2 separate regions of the Homo sapiens genome follow, and region 2 is linked to region 1. Evidence: read pairs that join two places in POLR2A ChIA-PET (ENCODE). Cell type or tissue: PC-9. All regions are shown on one strand. Each heading gives the region's core, and the rest is flanking DNA. Links, peaks and the distances in the headings are about the cores only.

Region 1 (5,318 bases), core at 1-5,000:
TCCTGACCCCCATCAGGTCTCTTTCCTCAGACATCCCCAAAGCTTGTCTGCCTGTGGGTCTTTCATTAAAGGTGACGGGCAAGGGTTTTCTCTTCCTTCCAAGACACACTTCTAGGCTGGCTTGTGGGTCCCCTGAGACGAAGGCTGAGCAGGGTGAGCCTCGAAAACCCCATAGCACTGGCCCAGAGCACTGCGGTCAATGTCCGAAGGACCAGAGAGGGAGGGTGACTTGCTCAAGGTCACAAACCTAACTGGAGCTAGGAAGTAGGTCCCCAGACTCCCAGTCTGAGGAAATTGGATGTGGACAGGGCTTTGGTCTCCTGGCCAGAGGCAAACGCCCAGGGATCTGAACAGGCTGCCCATCTCTGGCCTCAACTCAGCACCCCAACTGGCTCCAGTGCCAACCATTGGCCTCTCTCACTGGTTGGCACAGGCTGGGTGAGCCTGGCCCTTTGCCCTGGGTTCAGGAGAGAGGTATGGCTTTGCCTGGCAGTCAGGGGAGGTGTTCCAACCTGGGAGCCCCTGGGGGAGGAGCGTGTGTGTGAACGCTTGTGCCTGTTCATCAGAAGGGGTGAGCATGGTGTGTATGCGTGGGCATGCAGAATGCAGGGTGATGACCTGTCTGCCCGCCCTGAGTGTCACAGACACCTGTGTGTCCCCTGTACTAGTGCCTCCCAGATGCTCTTCTCCTGACTGGCTCTTTGTGACCTAAATTTCAACTGCTCCACCCCACAAGGAGGAAACCAGGGCCACAAATGTAGTGAGATTTTCATAAAGCTAAATGTATTCAGTGGAAACGACCTTCCTCTGATCTAAAAGCATGCATGCCTTTGTTTTATTACTGGAGTATTAAATTAGCCCTTACTTATGGAATAGGAGGACAGTAGGTGGCAATTGTTTTCTAATGCTCTTACTTCACAAAATAAAATGGTGGCAGCACAATGTCAGTATTTATATTACACAATATTATTAGTTTGTAAAAACCGAAAGCCAGGGAGCTTACTGCCCTGGATTCTTTAGGGCGTGGGTCTTATCACCTCATTCATTTCTTCCCTTCCCCTAAGAGTGCCACAAGCATGGCAGTTGCTCAGCTGAGACACATGAATGGGAACAGAACTGAAATATCAGGATGTGACCTCGAGCCAGCTGGTTGGGGCTGGGGATCCCCCTGGATCTCCACTCTGTCCTGTCCGAGAAAGGGGAAGCTGCCCTATGAGTCTTTTTTCTGGGGGATTCCAGAGGTTGAACGTCTGTTCTGAGGCTCCTCAGAACCTCGAGGGAGGGGACGAGAGAGATGACCCCTTGCCCAACCACTGGCTGAAAAATCTTGAAATTCCCTGACTTTGACCAGGGAATTCCCAGTTGTGCTAAGCCCTGCCTGGTGGAATGTCCCTGGAGGAAGTAACCAGGACACGCATACGTTTTTAATGTACGTATAAAGAATCGTAAAGTGAACACCCATCTGCCAACCACTCATTTTAAGAACTAGGATATGGCACATACTTTTGAAGCCCTTATGCGTCCCTCCCCAATCACAACCCCTTCCTCTCCACAAAGGTAAATACAATCCTCAATTTTGTGTTTGTTATTCTCTTGGTTCTCTTCATAATGTTACTACGTATTTATGAATTCCTAATACATCATTCAGTTTTGGATCTTTTTGTAAACCTTACTTAAGTGCATGCATTTTGCTTTTTCCCCTTCAATGTTAAGGTTGTAAATTCATCCCTATTGATAATTGTAGTTCATTCATTTTCACTGCCATGAAATGATGAAATGATGAAAACACCATTCATTCCCTTTCCTGCTGATAGACATTTAGATCTCTGCCACTACCAATTGTGCTGATTTGAATATTCATGAGTCTCACTTCTGATGCTCATGTTCAAGAGCTTCTCTACCCAGGAGTGCAACTGTTGGGTCGACAAGAATGACATCCCCACCTTTGCTAGTTGTACCACTTACACTCCCATCAACAACTATGACAGTTGCTGATGCTCCACATCCTGGTTTTGGCAGATCCTGGAGACCAGAGATCCTGGATACTTAACCTCACCTGATCTCAGCTTCTTCCTGACTCAGCTTCCAAATGTTACTCTTGGCAGGGGCTCTCAGGCTATTTGGGTTTTCCTGTTCTTTCCAAATCAAGTTAGTGCAATTCTCTAAACCTTTATTAAGCACCAACTCTGCCAGGCATAGTATTGAGGGGATACTGAGGCAAATAAGACATTCTTTTTCTTCTCAAGGCACCCACAAGATGCTTGGGGAGCCAGGGCATGGGCACAGATAACTTGAACTCCAACCTCGCTGCTCACAAGGAGTCATTCCCTCCTCCTTCCTACTCAGCAAGGGCCCTTGCATGCTATGGAAAACACAATGCAAAGCTGTCTCCTGAGCTCCCCCGCTCCAACACCCAACCATCTATTGGGCAGCTCCATCCGGCTGTCTTCAGGGATGTTAAATTCAAATGAGTAGAGGCCAAGGATGCTGGTGACCATCTCACAATGCACAGACAGCCCCCGACAAGGAATTATCAGGCTGAAATGGCCATAATGCTGAGGCTGAGAAACCCTCGGTGGTCTAAAGTCACCCCTCCCTAGATCTCCTGCTCTCACATCCCTGTCTCATCAATGGCATCTCATTCACCCAGTCCCTCCAGCAGGGAGATGGGAGTCACCTAGATTTCTCCTCCCTCACAAGCCGTAGTCAATCAACTCAGTCCTGGCCATCCAGCCTTCCAAAACTCCTGCCAACACCTTCTCCTCCCCATCCTCCTGGTGCCCTTGCTCAGGGCCTTCATTTCTTTTGTTGACTATAAAAAATAGCCCCCTAAGCTGTCTCCCTTCCAGTGTGATCTCTTGCCACACTGCCTCCAAACCCTTCTCATTTTCTATATTCAACTTAATTCTACAGGATAAAGGCTTTTTTTTTTTTTTGAGACAGAGTCTTGCTCTGTTGCCAAGGCTGGAGTGCAGTGCAGTTCAGTGGTGTGATCTTGGCACACTGCAATCTCTGCCTCCTAGGTTCAAGTGATTCTTTTGCCTCAGCCTCCCAAATAGCTGGGATTACAGATGTGTGCCACCACGCCCAGCTCATTTTTTGTATTTTTAGTAGAGATGGGGTTTTGCCATGTTGCCCAGGCTGGTCTTGAACTCCTGACCTCAAGTGATCTGCCCGCCTCAGCCTCCTAAAATGCTGGGATTACACGTGTGAGTCTCCATAACCGGCCAAGGCTGACTGACTCTTTAGCACAACACACAAAGTCCTTACTACCTGTCTCCAACCTTTCTTTTCAGCCTTGGAAGGGGCTCAATGCTTCACGCAGACTAGTCTTCTCTCTGTTCCACACACACCTTTCATGTTTATGTCCCAATGTCTTTGTTTATGCTGTGTCCTATAGCTGGATGCCCTTACACCCTTTCTGACAGTTGAATTCCACTTACCCTTCAAGGCCCAACTTAGATGTTCTTTCTTGTGTGAAGACTTCCCCAATCCCTCCTGATGACACAATTTCCATTTTTAATCACAGTCTGACTTGAATGAGGCTCGGGGTATATGTGTGCTTGTGTATGTGTGTGTGTTCACCAGCATGTGTTTGTCTTCACTGATAGACTGAGAATGTCCTGAGGTCAGGAACCGAGTCCTTATCATCTTTGTGTCACTGAATGTCAAAGCCACTTGTGATTATAGTGGGTAGAATGAATTATAATGGGTAGAACACATCCCAAAAAAGATGTGTTCAATTCATAACTTCTGGTACCTGTGAATGTGACCTCATTTGGAAATAGGGTATTTGCAGGCATAATCAAGCTAAAATGAGGTCATACTAAATTAGGGTGGAGGGATACTTGAACACAAACAAGAGACACAGGCAGAATGCTGTGTGACAAGAGAGGCAAATCTTGGAGTAATGCAGCTGTATGCCAAGGAGCTCTGGGAAGAAGCAAGGAAGGATTCTCCTCTGGAGCCTTTGGAGAGAGGCTGGCTGTGCTCACATCTTCATGGCAGACTTCTAACCTTCAGAACTGTGAGAGAGTAAACTTCTGTTGTTTAAAGCCATCCAGTTTGTGGCACTTCATCACGGGAGCCCCGGGAAATGGATGCACTGATCCAGCACCAAGTACAGTAGCTGGCACTTAGAAAGTATCCCATAAATGTACAGTGTCTGATCTCAAGGAACTTTCTGGGCATTGACATATATGTCATTCACTTTTCCTTACTTCTAGGGTTGTCTGCATACAAACTTTCCATGTCTTTGGGCTTTTATATCTGTAGAGAGGCTGTTAGATTTTGGGCTTTTAGAAACAGGACTGTTCCTGCCTTCGTGAAGTGTCCCTGGCATGACCAGGCTTCAGATGACTTCATAGGAGTATTTCTCTTCCTGTGTTGAGGTGTCAGCACTGACCAGCCATGGGAAGAACATTCAGTAGGTCCCTAGGGAGACAGCAGCTTCCCTGACAGTGTCAGGCCCCGGGTCAGAGGATCCAGGGACCTAGACTATTGGGGTCCCCTCTTTCTCTTTTCCTGTAAGCAGCATACAGCTCCAGGGCCTGCCTTGGCCTCTGTTCAGAACTCCCTGGAGCCTTGTCGATATTCATCTGTGCACTCCAATGTCACTAGCAGGGAACTCATATGATTTCCACAACCTGGAAGGAAGCAGAGCAAGGTATCGTAACATCCACTCCACAGATAAGGAAACTGAAGGAGTTTGTCCCAAGTCACACAGTTCACAAATGTCAGAATCAGAGCTCAAGTGTGCAAGTTACCAGTCCAGTTCTCATGTCCTGGACCTCGTCCCACCCTTGCCAAGAAGGAAGGCTCCCTGGAGGAGGGGGTACTTCGGGAGGGGGAATCTCAACAGGCTGGCTGTGTCTGTGTTTCCAGGCTTCTGCCCGGCAGCTAGCTTGCCCTTTGCCGTGAGATCTCAGAGCTGGAAGGCCTGACATGAGCACCAAAGAGAGGCTGAGGCTGGGCAGCGAGGCCCAGGAGCATGAGGGCAGTTCTGGCTCTGGCTCAGGCTCCCTTTTGATATTCTCATCCTGGCGCTGGGGCTGTGCCTCCTTCCTCTCAGGGCAGGAACAGCAACTGTGCGCTGACCCTGCAGTTCAGATCCATCAGGGAAGATAAGATTCCCCATGCTCAACGCCTGACCCTCTCTTAGCCCAAGCCCACCTGAGGCTGGTTCCTGGATAGAAAGCACCTGGCCCCGCACCAGCCCAGATGGGCACCTAAAGGGAGCCAGGTGGTGTCAGGGGTGCCTGAGCTGTCTCACGGTGCTCCAAAATTCGAGTCCTAGATATCTGTGTTTAATCTTTCCT
Region 2 (5,371 bases), core at 103-5,102, 100 kb after region 1:
GTCTGAGGCGGGAGGATTGCTTGAATCCAGGAGTTCAAGACCACCCTGGGCAATATAGTGAGACCCTGTCTCTAAAATAAATACATGAATAAATAAATAAGTGCAGTGGAACTGATAAGTAATTCCCTTAAAAATAAGTAAATAATAGTTGGTATGATTTTGCAAAAATTGTGACAGTAGAATGCAAATGACGAATGTCTGGGAAACATGATTGCCCGTAGTGGCAAAAGTACCATGATGTGCCAGTGTGACCAGGAGCCCTGAGCCAGGAGTCAGGAGACCATGCTCCAGTCTTGGTCTCCCCTGCCTAGCTGTGCAGCCTCAGGCCGTCGCCTCGCCTCTCTGAACCTCAGTTTCCCCAACCACAGCATGCCCTGTAAGGCTTCTTCTGAAGGAAGGCAGTTCGGCAGTTCGGCAGCCTGTGATTCACCCCTTGCTGAAGTCACAAGCGGCCTCCTTCCCAGCCTGTCTTCATCCCCTTCCAGGCCTCGCCCTTGGGCACGCTGTGGGGGCGGGAGGGGAGGGGCTCCGGGTCTAGAGCTGCTTTTCTCCCCACCTGTGTCTCTACAGATCCCCCGTCCCCTCCCCGTGCCTGAGCTGATTTTGTTTTCAGCTGAGTTTGCTCTCCTGGGGCAGGCAGGCTTCCGTAGAGACATGCCAGGGCCCTGGGGGAGAAAGTAGAGCCTCACCCTTGCAAAGGGTGGGGACGGCTCTTCCACCCGCTTGGGAAATTCTGCTGCATTTGTCTCGCTGAGTCTAGTGACAAAAGGAAAACTCTCAAAGCAGAAATAAGGCACCAGAAGATACCCCCAGGACTGTATTTTGATGACTTAATCCCATGCCCTGCTTGCTGGCTTCGAAACTTGGCCAGCAGGAGAGGCTTGGCCCACTTCTCCCCCTGCCCTTCTAGGTCCCTCCCTCCTCTTGCTCTTCACACCCCGCTCAAAGTCCACTGGGGTCCAGACTCAGTTCTGCCAGATCTATCTGTGAGGTCACAGGCAAGCCCCTACACTTTTCTGTGGTTTGATTTCCCTGCAAATAAAATGAGAATAACAAAGCTTGGTCCACCTACTGAGCTCACAAAGACTGAAGGATCAAGTCAGGAGATGAAAACACAAGCAGTTTGTACAAGTTCAAAATGCTACACTAATTCAAGGGATTATTAAATAACCAGGTGCCGCGGGTTGGAGCACTTCTCCCTTGAGAGCTGACTGAGGACACAGCGCAGCTGAAACAGGCTCGAAAGCCACCACCTGCGGCTCATCCAGAACCCAAGACCCCCTCCCCAGATGTCCAAGACTCAGAACTGAAGCTGGGGAAGCAAGGCTTGGAGGTCATCTGGTCCCACGCCTTCAATGACAGATGAGGAAACCGAGGCCTGGAGAGGTTTAAGTTAGCGTGTGCTGCAAAATTTAGCTTTTAATTATATCTTCTTGTGCTGTTGTTTTGTCTGTTATTTGTTTTCAACTATAGCGTAAGGACTTTAAATACTGGTTGGTTGAGTAGATTAGTTTTTGTCAGGGCCAAAAGAAAAAAAAAAAAGCCCAAAATGAAACTCCACCAATTTCTGCTGGGGCAAAATAAAAAAGTTTATAATTATCCTTGATTCTTCAAATCTTCTCTCTAAAGTTTCATATTAGGGGAGAAGGGGAGAGAGCAACAGCCGACTCATCCAGAAGCTTCCTTCTCCGGAGAAGACAGAATTCCATTCTCTGTGGCCAGGGAATTGTCTGCCTCACAGTATCTCATCAGAATGGAAGAAATCGAGCCCCAGGCCCATCCAAGCATAAGTGTTCCCAGCCTAGCCATCAACTCAGAGCTCTACACAACATGAATGGAAATGATGGAGGAAGATTAGTTGTTGATTAGTGAAGCTAAAGGAAGGAGAACTGGCTTCTGTTGTCTCTGGGGAGAGTGGAGTTCCTTCCTGCAGACATCCTGAGAAGGATCCGCTGCTGATCGCATCCTGGGCTGCCAAAGCTTGGTGCTCCCCACTTGCTAAGCAGCTGCCACACTGAGTCCCTTAGCAGTGACAAGTCTCCCTGCACATCCTGACCAAATTGCCCTGGCCTTCCCTCTCCATTCCTCTACAAGGGTCCACACTATCAGGACAGTGACTGGTGGGAGTCTGCCCTCTCCTGGGTCTGGTGCTCCTCCCTGGGGCAGGAGGATGGAGGGGCCAGCGTGCTCACTCGGCCCTGAGGAGCATTGTTGTGGGTTTGTGATGAAGGCCTGGGAGGCTTAGGAGACCTCAGGAGCTGGCAACATGGAACCAGTTGCCCTCCTTGCAGGGGATGCCTATGCTTTGTGAACAGTCAGCAAGGTACTCTCAGACCACAGTCCAGACCTAGGGGCATTCCTGCTCTGCCCTCCATCCTGTCTGCTAAGGGCAGCCCTCTCTCCTTGCACACTCAGTTCAAAGCTCAGCTCCTCCAGGAGCCGATCCCGACTTCCTGCACCTGGAGCTTGCCCTTGGAGGACACCACTTGCATTTGTTCACTGGAACCGTGTCCTCCTCCCTTTGCAAGCCCATGCTGCTGACATGGGGCCATTCTCTGACTTCTCTCCCCAAAAGAGGGACACAGAAGCCAGACGTCAGAGTTACAAGGAGGTGGTCTGAGCCACCATCTAGTCTTGCTGATGATAAGCCTGAGGCCCAGCAGAAGAGGAGTCCCCAACACAGTCACGGGAAACCAGCCCTCAGACCAATGTTTGTTCCTTTTCTCCACATTCTCTCTGGGCTCTAAAGGGGCCTCCCTGGCTTACCCAGTCCTCAGCCAGGAGGCAGAGCCTCAACTCACCTGCCATGGAGGGGAGAGCAAGCCCAGAAAGGAAGCTCCCCGAGCTCAGCCCAACCCTAAGGGCAACAGAAGCTTCTTAGGGGAAGCAGAGCCACTCTGATGGACTGTGGCTTAGAAAGGAGGGCCCCTCCCAAGGAGTACCCAGACACCAGTGTTTGCCATAGGCTTCTCCTTCAGTTTAATACAGGGAGTGTCCCAGTGGCAGCAGTTTGTCTGTGAAAGCACACGGCATGCTCCTTCCACAGGGAGGGGTGCCCCTGGAGCCGGCCCGCCCGCTCCCGCTCACTTGCCTCCATTTTCTCTCAGAGGCACATTCTGTCCCTTGGCAAGTAGGATCATTGCCTCTTCTTGTTGGGGTGAGAGCCTGGGGCCCTTGTAGGACTCTCCTATCTCCCAGGGCTGGGTGGGGGTGAGTCATGAGTTGGCAGCGGGGACACTGAGTTGGCAAACACATCAATTGCTCCCTCTTGGAGCAGGATCCATGCCTGCCTGGGAGTAGGAGGCTGTGGTCTACTATCAGTCCCTCACCTGGACTTTTCAAGAAAAGACGAGAGGCCCGGCAGGCACTGCCGAAGGAACCCAGCTCATACACCTAGAAAGTGGCATTTGGAGCTGAGACACATGGTTTGGAAAGAGGGAGTTGGGTCTGTTTTAAGTTAGGGTAGTTACTCAGCAGAGCTACTTGTTGTGCATCAGTTTCCCTGTCTGTGAAGCTAAAGTAAATGAAGTCCTACCATCTTTTCATCCTGTTGCAAGGGCTAACTAACTGCTGTTTTCCTGGTGCCTGGAGTGCTCAGATGAAAGCAAAGAGGAAATTAAGAAGCTTTTATCCATCTGTAGGCTTGAAGCAAAAATCTGGGCTGGAGGAATTAACACTACCTCTGACCCTGGAGGGACCAGCACACAGACTTTAGCTCCCTGTAGCTACTCAGAGTCAGCTCTCAAGCCACATGCAACCCTAAGTGAGTCCTTGGCTGTGCTTTAGTCCAATTGCCTTGCTCCATAATTGAGAAAGCCAGGGTCTAGAGAGGTGAAGTCCACTCCAGATCCCTCAGTTTGTAGCAGCCCAGCTGAGACTGGAATCCACGCCTCCCACTGCTGATCTGGTATGTCACATCCATAAACTTCATACTGCTCTTTGAGACAGGAATTTTCATCCATTTCAGAGATAAGCAAGCTGAGGTTCAGCTAGATTAAGAACTTGACTAGAGTCACACAGCTAGTTAAGGAGCAGACTTGACTAAGAGTCACATGGCTAGTGAAGTTCCTGGCCAAAGTCCAGGGCTTATTCCTCCACTCCGGGCTGTCTCTGGGCATGGCCTCTGTTGACTGCGGATTGGTAAGGACAGTCTGTTTCTGCTGCTGCTAGGGTAGGAGTCCTACCGTGTTTCTCCCCGGCAGCCCCTCTGCAGTACCTGGCCCATGGCTCTGCCCTTGTGGACACTCGATTAGCATGGCTGTGACTGAGGGTGAACCACCAACCTGGGGAGCACTGTGCTTGGCTTTCCCATCCCCTGCTGGAGTGTGATGCAACCCCAGTCCTCTCATCTGTAACAGAGGCTTCATCCACATTTCTTCAGGTCTAGGGTGGCCAAGATCAGTTCTCCTTAGGGTAAGGGCCCCTAGCACATTGTCCACAAGACTCTGTCACAATGGGATCGTCAAATACAGACATATCAGTTAGGCAAGTACAACTGAGAAGAAGCTGGAAGAAAGATTTGCTAGTAAGTCCTGCGTTAAAGAGGAGAAATGGGGTCAATGAATAGGACAATGCCAAGACAAAGACAGAATTCTCCCTTGTTATATTCTGGGAGTTCTCACTCTTAGGCATGCCAGGCTGGATTTAACTGAGTGATTCAATGTGGCAGTCACCATGGTCACCCTGTTCCAGACCTCCCTCTGATGATGCCTCAGTGGTTTTCCTCTCTACTGATTAGATCCTGAGCAGGGTGGTGTAGGGCAATCTGCCACCTAAGAACTTTTTACTTGGTAGGACTCCCAGAAGAAGTGCTCAGGGTGCACTTCTTGATTTAAAAATAAGTAAACCCTTTGGAGCTGAAGATGATAGACAAAAGGAGTGTCATCTTAATCCAGAACCATTCCCTGGAAATCAAAATTGTCCACACGCCTCAGCTTCACTGAGGACAAACCCATGTGATCAAGGCCTGTTTTCAGCTTTGGAGTTGAAGGGCTGTGCCTTTCCATGGCTCCAGCTCTCTATTCCCCGCATCCTCGTCTTTGCTGACCCAGAGGAAGATATTCAAGGGACATATTACAAGGACAACTAAGATGGGACAAAAATCCTCCTTTTCTCACCAGAAATGCTGCAGCCTAAAGTAATTCTGCTGGGTCCCTAGCCTAGGAGAGGAGCACGTAAAGGAGTGTTGTTTTTATCACAGGAATGAGTGGGGAGACATAGTGACAGAGGGTTGCCAGATTTAACAAATAGATAGACGGGGCATGTAGTTATATTTGAATTTTACATAAACAGCAAATAATTTCTAAGTTAAGACATGTCTCAATTATTGTATTTTGTTGTATTTTATCTGGTAACCCTGCCCTGAAACCCA

Evidence for each region. ChIA-PET counts read pairs that join two places held together with the same protein. Peaks named below come from ENCODE experiments on the same cell type or tissue, not always from the same donor. Only the 100,000 strongest peaks of a DNase experiment are listed, where the experiment ranks them.
Region 2: POLR2A ChIA-PET joins it to region 1 with 9 read pairs; 3 of 35 experiments call an interaction of 5 or more read pairs at or near these places.

What each region holds. Positions count from the first base shown.
Region 1 is chr1:201,400,121-201,405,438 of GRCh38, reverse strand. TNNI1 (troponin I1, slow skeletal type) reads left to right here. Exons shown (of 9, transcript NM_003281.4): 9 at 1-1,655. It overlaps LOC101929343 (a long non-coding RNA gene), which reads right to left. Exons shown (of 2, transcript XR_241172.3): 2 at 1-4,646. Among named protein-coding and RNA genes, the nearest start is that of LAD1, 3.5 kb to the right of the region's middle. RefSeq lists an enhancer at 1,131-1,180. In PC-9, for the core only: no CTCF peak of the experiment used is centred there; no DNase peak of the experiment used is centred there; H3K27ac peaks cover 58 bases.
Region 2 is chr1:201,297,903-201,303,273 of GRCh38, reverse strand. All of the region lies in intron 2 of PKP1 (plakophilin 1), which reads right to left. Among named protein-coding and RNA genes, the nearest start is that of PKP1, 17 kb to the right of the region's middle. RefSeq lists an enhancer at 1-485. In PC-9, for the core only: no CTCF peak of the experiment used is centred there; a DNase peak (open chromatin) is centred at 3,223.